Regions from separate parts of the Homo sapiens genome. Here region 2 is linked to region 1. The links are chromatin contacts, found by Hi-C or POLR2A ChIA-PET in ENCODE. All regions are on one chromosome and are shown on one strand. The core of a region is the stretch at or near the end of the contact, and the rest is flanking DNA. Distances in the headings are between cores, read along the strand shown. Region 1 has its middle 250 kb from the start of RPS6KA3. Region 2 has its middle 54 kb from the start of RPS6KA3.

The links. A loop is a pair of places that touch in the nucleus more often than their neighbours do. ChIA-PET counts read pairs that join two places held with the same protein, here RNA polymerase II (POLR2A). Pooled maps may share reads with other maps.
Region 2: a loop to region 1 is called in a map of PC-3, with 14 times the contacts of the local background. The contact joins two enhancer-like sites. A Hi-C loop is called at or near these places in 1 of 168 maps with a recorded cell type or tissue (PC-3), 10 of 37 single-sample maps with no recorded cell type and 5 of 50 pooled maps. POLR2A ChIA-PET finds 5 or more read pairs at or near these places in 1 of 52 experiments (PC-3).

Annotation. Positions count from the first base shown.
Region 1 is chrX:20,513,439-20,518,657 of GRCh38, reverse strand. No RefSeq gene overlaps it. Among named protein-coding and RNA genes, the nearest start is that of RPS6KA3, 250 kb to the right of the region's middle. RefSeq lists a silencer at 2,156-2,305 and an enhancer at 3,523-4,722. Within about 2 kb of position 2,342, at least 6 of the 41 ENCODE cell types and tissues checked have a DNase peak (open chromatin) inside an H3K27ac peak, as active enhancers do.
Region 2 is chrX:20,318,463-20,323,681 of GRCh38, reverse strand. No RefSeq gene overlaps it. Among named protein-coding and RNA genes, the nearest start is that of RPS6KA3, 54 kb to the right of the region's middle. Within about 2 kb of position 2,766, at least 4 of the 41 ENCODE cell types and tissues checked have a DNase peak (open chromatin) inside an H3K27ac peak, as active enhancers do.

The sequences.
Region 1 (5,219 bases), core at 1,093-3,592:
TGCAGCCGGGGGAGGAGTGGTGGGGGAGGCACTGGCAGAAAATGAGACTGGAGAACTAACCAGATCATGAAGTGTCTCGTGCACTGCATCAAGGAGGTCAAAACATCCAGAAAGCCCTGAAGACACAATGTCAGATTTCAGGGTGGGAGTAAGATGCAAGTTTAGGAGAAGCGTTGAGGAAACAATGGGAACGACAGATTAGAAAGGGATGAGCCTGGAGACAGGGAGAGCAGTCTCAAGTCACTAAAGGATGAGAATAATTCATCCCAGGACCCAAAGCCCAGGAATGGCTCTCAGAAATGCCGGAGACCTGAACTGTGTAACTGGCCTGTGTGTCTGAATTGAAGACTATGAACTATATAAGCTAGGCAAGTTACCAAACTTCTCGAACCTCAATTTTTCCTCCATGAGATCAGGTGTTCTTCATTTCCTCAAAGAGATCTCAGTACTATTGAGAGAATCGAATGAGATGCTTGGCATAGAGTAAATACTCAGCAAATTGCCTTATAAAAGCACTCCAAGTGATCTTAGTTTTCAGCCAAGGTTGCAAACCACTGATTTAGTCCAACTACTTCAATTTTGTATGAAAATACAGAGGCCCACAGAAGGAAAGGGATTTGTTCGAGGATGCACTTCAAGTTAGCAAAACAGGGAAACTCGAGTCCAGCACATTTTGACCCTGCGGTGCAATGGAGAAGGGTTGGGTCTGAAGGTGGATGCTGGTATTGCCATCTGCTAGCTGTGAGACTGAACCAATTTCTAAACATCTCTCTCAGCCCCATCTGCAAGATGGGGATGACAACAGCATCCACATTATAGGGCTGTTCAAAGGATGAAATAGATTAATGCTCACAGAACACCTGGCACAGTACCAGGCACCATGAGATGTATTAATTAAATGCTAGCTATTGTTACCAGCTGTGCTCTGACTCAGCCCAGCATTCTTTCTGTATCTCCACCAGGCTGTATAAGACCTCTTGTGAATTTTGATCAGTGTTTTCTTCATCCCTTATGGATACACTCATGGAAATCGATTTTTAGATATTGAACTAAAAAAATAAAGAGCTGATTAGTTACAATTCTCCCTGCTGATACCAGGAGTTTTAATCAAATAAACCAAGTATATCTGTGTACCAAATGTCATCTGTGTACCATGTTCGTGCACAGGACCTAACCAGGTGCTGTTTGTGCTGTCACTGGGTATTTGAAGCCACTGTTTCCTGTGTGTAATCAATAATCGACACTAAAGCTCTGACAAAATGACCATTTTTAGAGTGCCATTAGCTGTCTCCCTGGATATGGCTGTAAATGTAACATAAGTACGTTCTTTATTGCATCAATTTCTTATTGCAGTCATGTTTATCTTCCTGAAGTAAAGCGCTCTGGGAGAAACTGAGTGGGTGGGTATTTTGGCTTGTTTTTCTGCTAAAGGATGATTCTGATGATCTTTTACTATTACCTGAAATTTGCGTGCTATTGCAGAAGCATCCTTCTCAAGGGAAGAACACGGGTACAGTGGAGCTAAAGTGCTTTTTCTGTTGTGTGTACAAATTAGGCAAGAGGTTTATAAACTTGCTTCTTACAGAAAAGTCACCCTGATAATTTTCTTTGTAGTATTTCTGAATATCCTAACCCCTAATTAATCAACATAGACCACCTTTTGCTTGTTTCACATGGAGCACAGAGCTTTCAAATTAGAGCACTGGGAGAAAATTGTTTTTTTTTTTTTTTGGTATATATAAAATTCTAATTGCCATCAGAAGCAAGGTAGCTATATAATTGCCAAAGCCAAAACAATATGTTTCTGAAGATACTTTAATTAGAGTTTGCTTCACATTTTATCTTCTTATGAAATTGAAAATACCAACCACAAAAACTCTGTGGAGAGAGCTTTCTCTGCATTTTGTTGCGTGCTTCAGTAAAGATTCTTGTATATCAGAATTGTAGATTCAATACCAAGAAACATAAACTTGTATTGTTAATTTGGGTGACCATGAGGGACACTGACTTAGTTCAACTAGGAAAAGATCATTAAAAATACTTCAAAGATTTTTATTATCCTGGGTTTCTGATTAAACAAATTATCTATAGAAAAGCCACTGCAGTTAATTTACTGGTTGGAACTTGCATGAAGTTAGGGATTTCAAGATAAACCCATCTCTGGACAAGTAAGCTACTTTCTTTTGTATTACCTAGTGTGTGAGGGTGGGAAGGGAGGGAATGCCATATGAAACCAGCTTCCTCATTGCTCTCTTATGAGTCACATTTACTTGAACACAGCTAATTTTAGTTTCAACCACTGTGACCCTCCTAGAAGTAGTAAGAACCAAATGAGTAAGCATTTGGAGGAAGTGAGTACCTTGCAACCAATGTCATCCAGAGCTCATTATTTTAACATCAACAAAGCCCTCCTCTATAATCAAATTGCCCACATTCTCAGAAATTGTATTTGTGATAAAGTGCATGATCAGCTTGAATTTTTCACCCCTCCCTGTATTACACCCTTTGTTATGTGACTTTGGAGTTTCCTCCATAAAGGCAGAGTGTATTTTGCCACTCCTTGTCTTTGAGCTAAGTTGTGTCACTTCCTTTGGTCAAACGAATGTGGTCAAAAGTGTCAGGGTGCCAGTGTGAAGTTTGCCTGCTTCTTCTTGCCATCCTGTGGCTCTGCCATCTTCTAGGAACATGCCTGGGGTGCAACCCATGAAGCTGAGCCTCCCCAGCAGAGCCCAGCCTAGATCAGCCCATCCCAGCCAACCATAGACTTGTGAGCAATAATAAGTCATTGCTGTTTTAAACCACCAACATTTGAGGTGGTTTGTGATGCAGCAGTAGTTAACTCTCATAATACTGCAACAAGTTATTGACCTGAGCTTTTCTGGGCCAGTGATCTGTAAATACATATAATTCATGGCTGGTCTAGTTTCTATAACGGAAAAGATATTATACAACTATTTTCTCAAGGATAGATTATTTATGTTGCATCAAAAAAATAATTTACCAACTACCTGTTGTGGGCTGGATGCTCTACTGGGTGCTGGTACAGGGGATGGAATATGAAGAAGTCCCGAAAGTCCCAGACATTTGTACATGGCCTTTAGAAACTGAAAAACTTGAACCATGACTGCAAAGACCATTCAAACTAGAGGCTGTAAAAACTTTCTCTTTTCAGAGTTCAGTTTCTTAAAGCCAGGTATTGTAATATCTTGATCTTTATTTGAATCCTGAATCCAGTATAGCAAGCACTCTCTCTTGCCTGATTCAGTAGAGGTTCAGGATGTTCCTCTTGTCTCAATTTTCTATGAAGGTGACTGGTTTAACCTAGGTGTATGACCCAAGGAGGAATGGCAAATTCTCATCAGCCAAGAGCCTCTCAATATGAATAGATGTTAGAGAGAGGTTGGCCTGGTATAGAGTCAGATGATGAGCTAGCAGTAGAACTTGGGGGTGTTCACCATTAAAATAGGCAGAAAGGGAGATCACTGTAGAGAACAGGGCCACTGGGCAGAGGTAGGATGGACTAGAGTATGATAATGAGGAGATCAAGGGGAAAGGAAGATGAAAGGTGGAATTTCAAGCTGGGATCTGAGGCAACAACTGGAATCATTATCAGAGGACCTGTATATTAGTTTGAGTGCTTGTTTGGATGGTTTTTAGCACCAGGTGGGGTTTATCACCTAGTTGGGACTTTCAGCTATGGTGTCTTGGGTGCTCTTTGTTCTGTAATTCTCTGTCTGCAATATCAAGAACCAGGACCATCTAGGGAGGAGAAGACTATTCCTCTAGGTCTGAAGTTGTATTTTTCTCTGCCCAAGGACTCTGATACATTCTGTAGTCATCATGGAAGCCTCATTCAGGGAGAGTTGAGTCCATTGGAAGTTCAGTCCTCTGAGAACCAGAGACATTGTGTGGCAGGTCCCTCTCCTGGGTCCTGGGACTTAGATCCTAGCCCCTGGGCTTGTGCTATGTCACAGCCTTGGCCTCTCTGCCTCCTCCTCATCAACCCACTCAGGGCATTCTGACCCATCCAAACATAAGCAGAAGATGACTCATCAGTGGGCTGCCTATGAATCATGGCTTGGTCCCAATGTGGAAAGGCAGAGTGAATGTAGAGCTGGAAAATTAATGTGAATCAGGATGCATTTGGTGTTGACATTTATATCTTAGTGTAATTTGACTCAATGTTAATCCTCTTTCGAGTTTAATAATGACAGCAGGACATTCAAAGTCACTGTGATTGATGACTTCATTCCTGATTCAGATTCAGCCTGAATGTCCATCATGTTTGGTATTAAACCTCAATTTCAAATTAGCTGCTGGTCCCAATTAATGACTAACTGAACAGATGAGATTCCACAAGTCTTGATGCCAAAAAACTTCAAAATCAGTGCTATCGACCATTTTCTTTTAGAGAGAGAAACAGATCTTCTCATGAGATCAGCCTTCAGAACTGTTGTTAGTTTTAACATATTGACAGTTCTGATTGGTCTCTTTTGTTCTGTTGGTTTGTTGGCTACTTAACCTATTTCTCAACTTGTTCCACAAACAAAACAATAGTTTTAACCTCTGAACAACAAACAACTAAGTAGGCATTTCTTTAAAACAATTTGTTCGAACTCTTTTTGTATTGTGTACCTTCATGAGGATCAGAAGTCATGTCATCATCACCTCATAGTTTATATTTTTAACACATCATGTGTCAAATGATGGTCTAAGTTATTTATTTTGTTGAATTCTCCCAGAAACCCTATTATCATCCCTGTTTTTCAGATGAAGAAGTTTAGTCAGCATTTCAGAGAGCTCTAGTAACTCACCAACAATAATATAGTTATTGAGTCATGGAAGTCACATTTTTAATCCAAGCAAGCTAACTCCAAAGTCTCTGCTCTTAACTTTTATGCTACTAACTTCACCAAATGCAAAAGTCCATATTACCAAGTCTCACTTTCTAGTCAACATTTGAAAATGATATTTAGTACAGGAATAACTTAAAGATAGGCTTTCTTTTAGATTCATTCTAGGAGAGTAAGAATGCTTTACAATACCCTTGAATCAACTTAATTGTTTTCCCCAATATTGATCCTATTGTCACCATTTACTACGACTTGTATCATAACTGCAGTACCTTCAATTTTTATCTTGGTGAATTGAGATTCCTGGGCTAATACTACAACTTAAAAGGCAGGATTTTCCCGTTTTATAAACAATCTTCAACTTTT
Region 2 (5,219 bases), core at 1,517-4,016, 200 kb after region 1:
TGCCACTTCACTCCAGCCTGAACAACAGTGAGAACCTATCTCAAAAAAAAAAAAAAAAGAAAGAAATAAAAAGAAAAAAGGGGGCAAGAAAAGGCAATGGGCCCACGGACTCTGGGCTCCTCTAGCCTAGAGGACATCTCACTCTTTTCAGGCTGCCAAGATCACCAAGAAAAGCCAGACAAGTGATGAGGAGTAGCCTCTACATCCCTGTGTTCTTTTCTATACATCTGCATGCCTTGTTTGCTGCTTTGGGAGAAAACAGAAGTAAAAGCAACCTAAACTTGAGCTCAAGTCGTCAATCTGGCTCATCTTTGCCCTCAAGCCAGAATCTAGCCTAATCTCTCTGTAATCACGGTCTAGTTTGGCACTGGGGCTGCCTCACCCAGTGAATTCTGCTATCTTCTTCCATTCTGAAAATCTGGAACTGACATCTACCTATGGGCCTACTGGGTGCCAGCAGGTTTTATGTGTTATGTGGAGGTTATCTTTCCCCACCTGGAGATGATAATTTGAAGTTCTATGAGAAGTTGAGATCACACCATTAAGGGCAGAGCTGTCTTTACACTTCCCCATTGTGAGGACAGCAGAGTCGACAAGTAGTGATCACAGGAGACCCCAAGCCCCTGGTGATCTCACACGTTCTCCAATCCACAGCTCTCCTTCCTCCTGCTCACCTATTCTTACCCCTGGCCCACAATGAACTAATCTGTCGGAAGGTAAATCCCGGGTCTGTTCAAGCCTCATACAGTGATCAGCATAACTACGGCCTAGAGTGAGAGACCATTGGTTTTATTTCAGTTCCGCCACTGACTTGTTACAACATTCTTTAGCGTTCATGCTGACAGACACTCCAGAGTGGTAACAGCATAGAAAATGCTGACAAACTGGGCACAACTGTTTGTTTACTCATATTGATAATAACTAGTATTCACATCGTACTTTGCAGTTTGCAGTGTTCACACAAACCTTGTCTCACTGATTTTCAAAAGAACTCTCTGAGATAATCAGAGAGTTGTTATCATCTTCGTTTTACAGAGGAAGAAGCCATGGCTTGGAGAAATGAAGCAACTGGTAATAAATTAGTATGGCAAGAAAGACAGTAAGGGGGCAGGGAACATAGCAGACAGCTCCTCTTGACACCTTTAGGAAGCAGATGAATAAAACTCTAGCTTAATGGTGTCTCCCAGGGTGCCCTTCCTGCTCCCCTGATAATTTCCATTGATTGGACCTATCTTTTTAAATCTCAAACTCTCACAAGTCTATAAATTGGGGTCATCGTTAAAAATAAAGAAACAGATTCAGAGTTACTTGCCCAATATCATACGGCTCAAAAGATCTCAGCAAAGAAGCCAGCTCTAATAAGACAAGAGAGCTCATGTTCTTCCCTCTGTCACAGTCTTTTCCTAAAGTTACAATCTCCCTGGGTGACATTGCTCACACCTAACATGTTAACCATTAAATCTGTCTCCAACCTAGACTTCTTTCCTGAGTCCCAGATCTATTTGTACAACTGCCTAGTGGAAATCTCCTCTTAAGTGTCCCATACACATCTCAAGGCCAACATATCCTAACCTGAATTCATTATACATCCCCCAAGCCAGCTCCTCCTTGAGGTCTTCCAATTGCTGACATCTACCTAGGGCCTACCTAGTTAGTAGCACCATAATCTAGTCCACTGGGCAAATCAGAAACATGGAAGTCCTGTGACATTTCCTCTTCGACCCCACAGCCAATCAGTGAGCCTTCTCAAGCCTTTCTCCTAAACATGTCTCCAATCGTTCTTCTGCTTCCGCTCCCAGTGTCTCTCAGTCCTTTATCATTGGCAATAGAGTCCCCATTGATTTCCTTGCCATGAGTCTCAGCCCCATCCCTCCCTCCCAGGCTCAAATTCCTCTCTGCCTGACCAAGTGACCCTCTTAGATTTGGCCCCTGCCTAGCTACTGTGCCAGCCTCATTACCCTCACTTTACCTCTGGCACATTGTGTTCCAGCAAACCCAAAGTATATGCAGTCCACCAACAGCCATGTACCTTCTGCCTAGAATGCCCTGTCCCCATTTCAGGGCTCTGTTCAACAACTACTGTCACTTCTTTTATTCCATCCCCCAGGGAAAGTTCCTTGCCGTCTCCTTTGCAACAACATTGTACCTTGAACTTGCCCCTTATCACCTTGAACCACAAATCTTGGCTTACATGCCTGCTCCTCCTGCCTACCATACTGGGAGATCCTTGAGAACAAAGACCAGGTCCTACCTATCTTTATAGGTGCAGCACCTAGCCCAGTGGTCAACACTTAGTAGGCACTCCATAAATGTTCATGAAATGTATGCTGGAATTGATCACCACTGCATTTTAGAATATGAAGGAAACTTAAAGTGAATTGAGTCCACTCCAAAGCCTAATTTTACAGATAATGATACCAAGGTTCAGGGATGATGTGACTTGCTGAGCTACATAATGCCTTGGCAGCAATGGTAATAAATAGATTCAAATCTCCAGAATGGATTCACTCCTTTATTAGTTCTTTTTCCGTGATTCCTCATTGCCTCTCAAACTCAAAGCAGAAAAGCCATTGAGCCTCTCAGCGTCTCTGTTTTCACTCATAGACAACGGAAATTACTAATGCCTTCCCTTTCTACAGCATAGGGATTTTATTTAACTACGGTTGAATGCTGTCTGTAAAAATGCTTTGACTTCAGAGAGAGATACACCACAGCCGCGGCTCAGCAGCCCACCACTTTGATTTCAACTTCTCAGTTTACTCTCTCACTTCCTCTATTGACTTTTCCTCTCATGCAGCCTGCAACCCAGCAGAAGCTGGAAGAGAAAGAGATTTGTGATTTCCTCTTACCCCAACTCTACTTAACGAAGAAGAAAGGTACTGTAAATAAAATGAAACAAAGGTTCGTGTACAACTGCATACAAAATATTGCTATTGATTACAAGTTCAGGATGAGAATAAAAGGAGGTTCATGTTTGGAGTCTTGCACTGGGAATGATTATGACACTACTCAGAGACTCCACATCCGTCCGTATGTACATATGTAAATAAAATAGGCTGCCAAACCTAGGAGATTTTTTAAATTCTGACATTCTTTTAAAAAGCAGGAGGATGACAGTTAACTTGGAAAAATAATATCGTAAAAGACAAAGAAAGGCTGTCGAAATGTTCCAGATTAAAGGAGGCTAAAGAGACATGACAACCAAATGTAACACCTGACCCTACCGGATCTTATGTTGGAGGGAAAAGATGCCATAAAGGACATTATTGGGTCAATTGACAAAATTGGAATGAGAACAAAAGATTAAATAAATGTGTTGTATCAATATTAATCAAATGGAAGTTGATAACTCTATTGTGATTAGGTAACAGATTATTCTTAGGAAATACTCACTGAAGTATTAAAGACCCATAATGTATGTAACTTACTCTCAAATGCATCAGAAAAGCATTGTGTGTGTTTGTGTGTGTGTGTGTGTGTGTGTGTGTGTGTGTGTGTGTGTGTAGAGAAGATATACAGGCAGATCTAAAGTAAATGAGGTAAAATGTGTACAGTAAGTGAATCTAGGTAAAACATATGTAGATGATATTTGTACCATTTTTATTCTTGCAACTTCTCTGTAAGTTTAAAATTATTTCTGAATGAAAGTGTTTTTTTTAATCATGTCTGGGCCAAGTGTGGTGGCTTATACCCACTGAAAGTAATCCCACTGCTTTGAGAGGCTGAGGCAGGAGTATCACTTGAGTCCAGGAGTTCGAGACCATCCTGGGCAACACAGAGAGACCACATCACTACTAAAAATTTTTTTAATTAGCCAGGTGTAACAGTGAGCACCTGAATTCCCAGCTACTTGGGAGACTGAGGTGGGAGGATTGCTTGAGCCCGGGAGTTCGAGGTTGCAGTGAGCTATGATCACACCACAGCACCCCAGACTGGGTGACAGAGTGAGACCCTGTCTCAGGAAAAAAAAAAAAAAAAAAAAAAAAAAAAAAGGATGTCTGCACAAGACTTTGCATTTGTGATATTTAACAAGTTCAATTGTTATATCCATATTCATCCATCTATCTTCAGTAATCATGTCTCCAGCACTATGCTAAAATGCTGTAGAGATTGAAGAGAGAAATAGGCATAATTTTTTCTTTAAGTAGTTCATTTCTACTTTAGAAGAGAGGACACAAACACATAAATAGACAGAAATCATGATAAGCAGCAAATGCTGAAGACCAAATGAGTAGTAGCGGCAAAGGGAAGACGAAATGGAATTTCAGGGCTTTAGGGAGGAGGTGGAAGTTGAGTGAGGCCTTTGAGCAGGGACTGGGTTTGGAAAGGAGCAGAAGAGCAGAAAGAGCACTCCAAGTGGAGAGCACAGTGAGACCCAAGCTGGCAAGGTAGGAAAGCACACCCTGTTGCGAGCAGTATGATTTAAGAGGTTTCACTGGCAGTGGGGTGGGGAGGATCAGGGTAGGAATGTTAGTTGGGGCCAACTGCGGACACATGGAAATACCAGGTTAAGGAGTCTGGAGTTGATTGCAGAGGCCAGAGGTCAGCAACAGCTTAGAAGTGCTGACCCCTCTTTCTTCTGCTTCTAGACAACACAGTTCAAGCTGGGAGTGGGCTGTGTCAATGATGGTGGAAGGACACCAAGAAGGATCCAATATTTGGAAACATCTCCTTCATAGATCCTACCAATCAGGAATCCATTTGAAAACACAACTATCTTTCAGAAGCAAATCTGGTAGTTATTGTTTACAATTAAGTACACTTTAATCAGTTAAACCCATGACTGTGTCAGTCACACTGAGGGAATGGAAACGTTTAAAGGAGGATAAAGAGCAGTAATTTTGGAGAACTGGGTGAAGGAAGGCTGACAGGGCAGGTGTATTAATGAGGGTAATTAATGGTAGCTGCTGTAACAAAAAAAAGTCTCAGCAATTTAACATAGTAAAGGTTTATTTCTCATTCATTAATGTCAAAATCTGGTACAGGTGGGGCAGCTCTCCTTAGTAGGTGTCTTCCAATTAGTGACTCAGAAATCAGCTGCTATCTTGTGAGGCTGCCATCTTAAACCCATGGCCTCTGAAATCACCATAGGAAAGAAAGATTGAGAGGGATTATCACACCAGGAGTTTTGTGGCCAGGCCTGAAGGTGACATCGATCACTCTGCCCATGACTTCAGTCACATAGGCTCAACCGACAGCAATACGTACTACCACTGGAA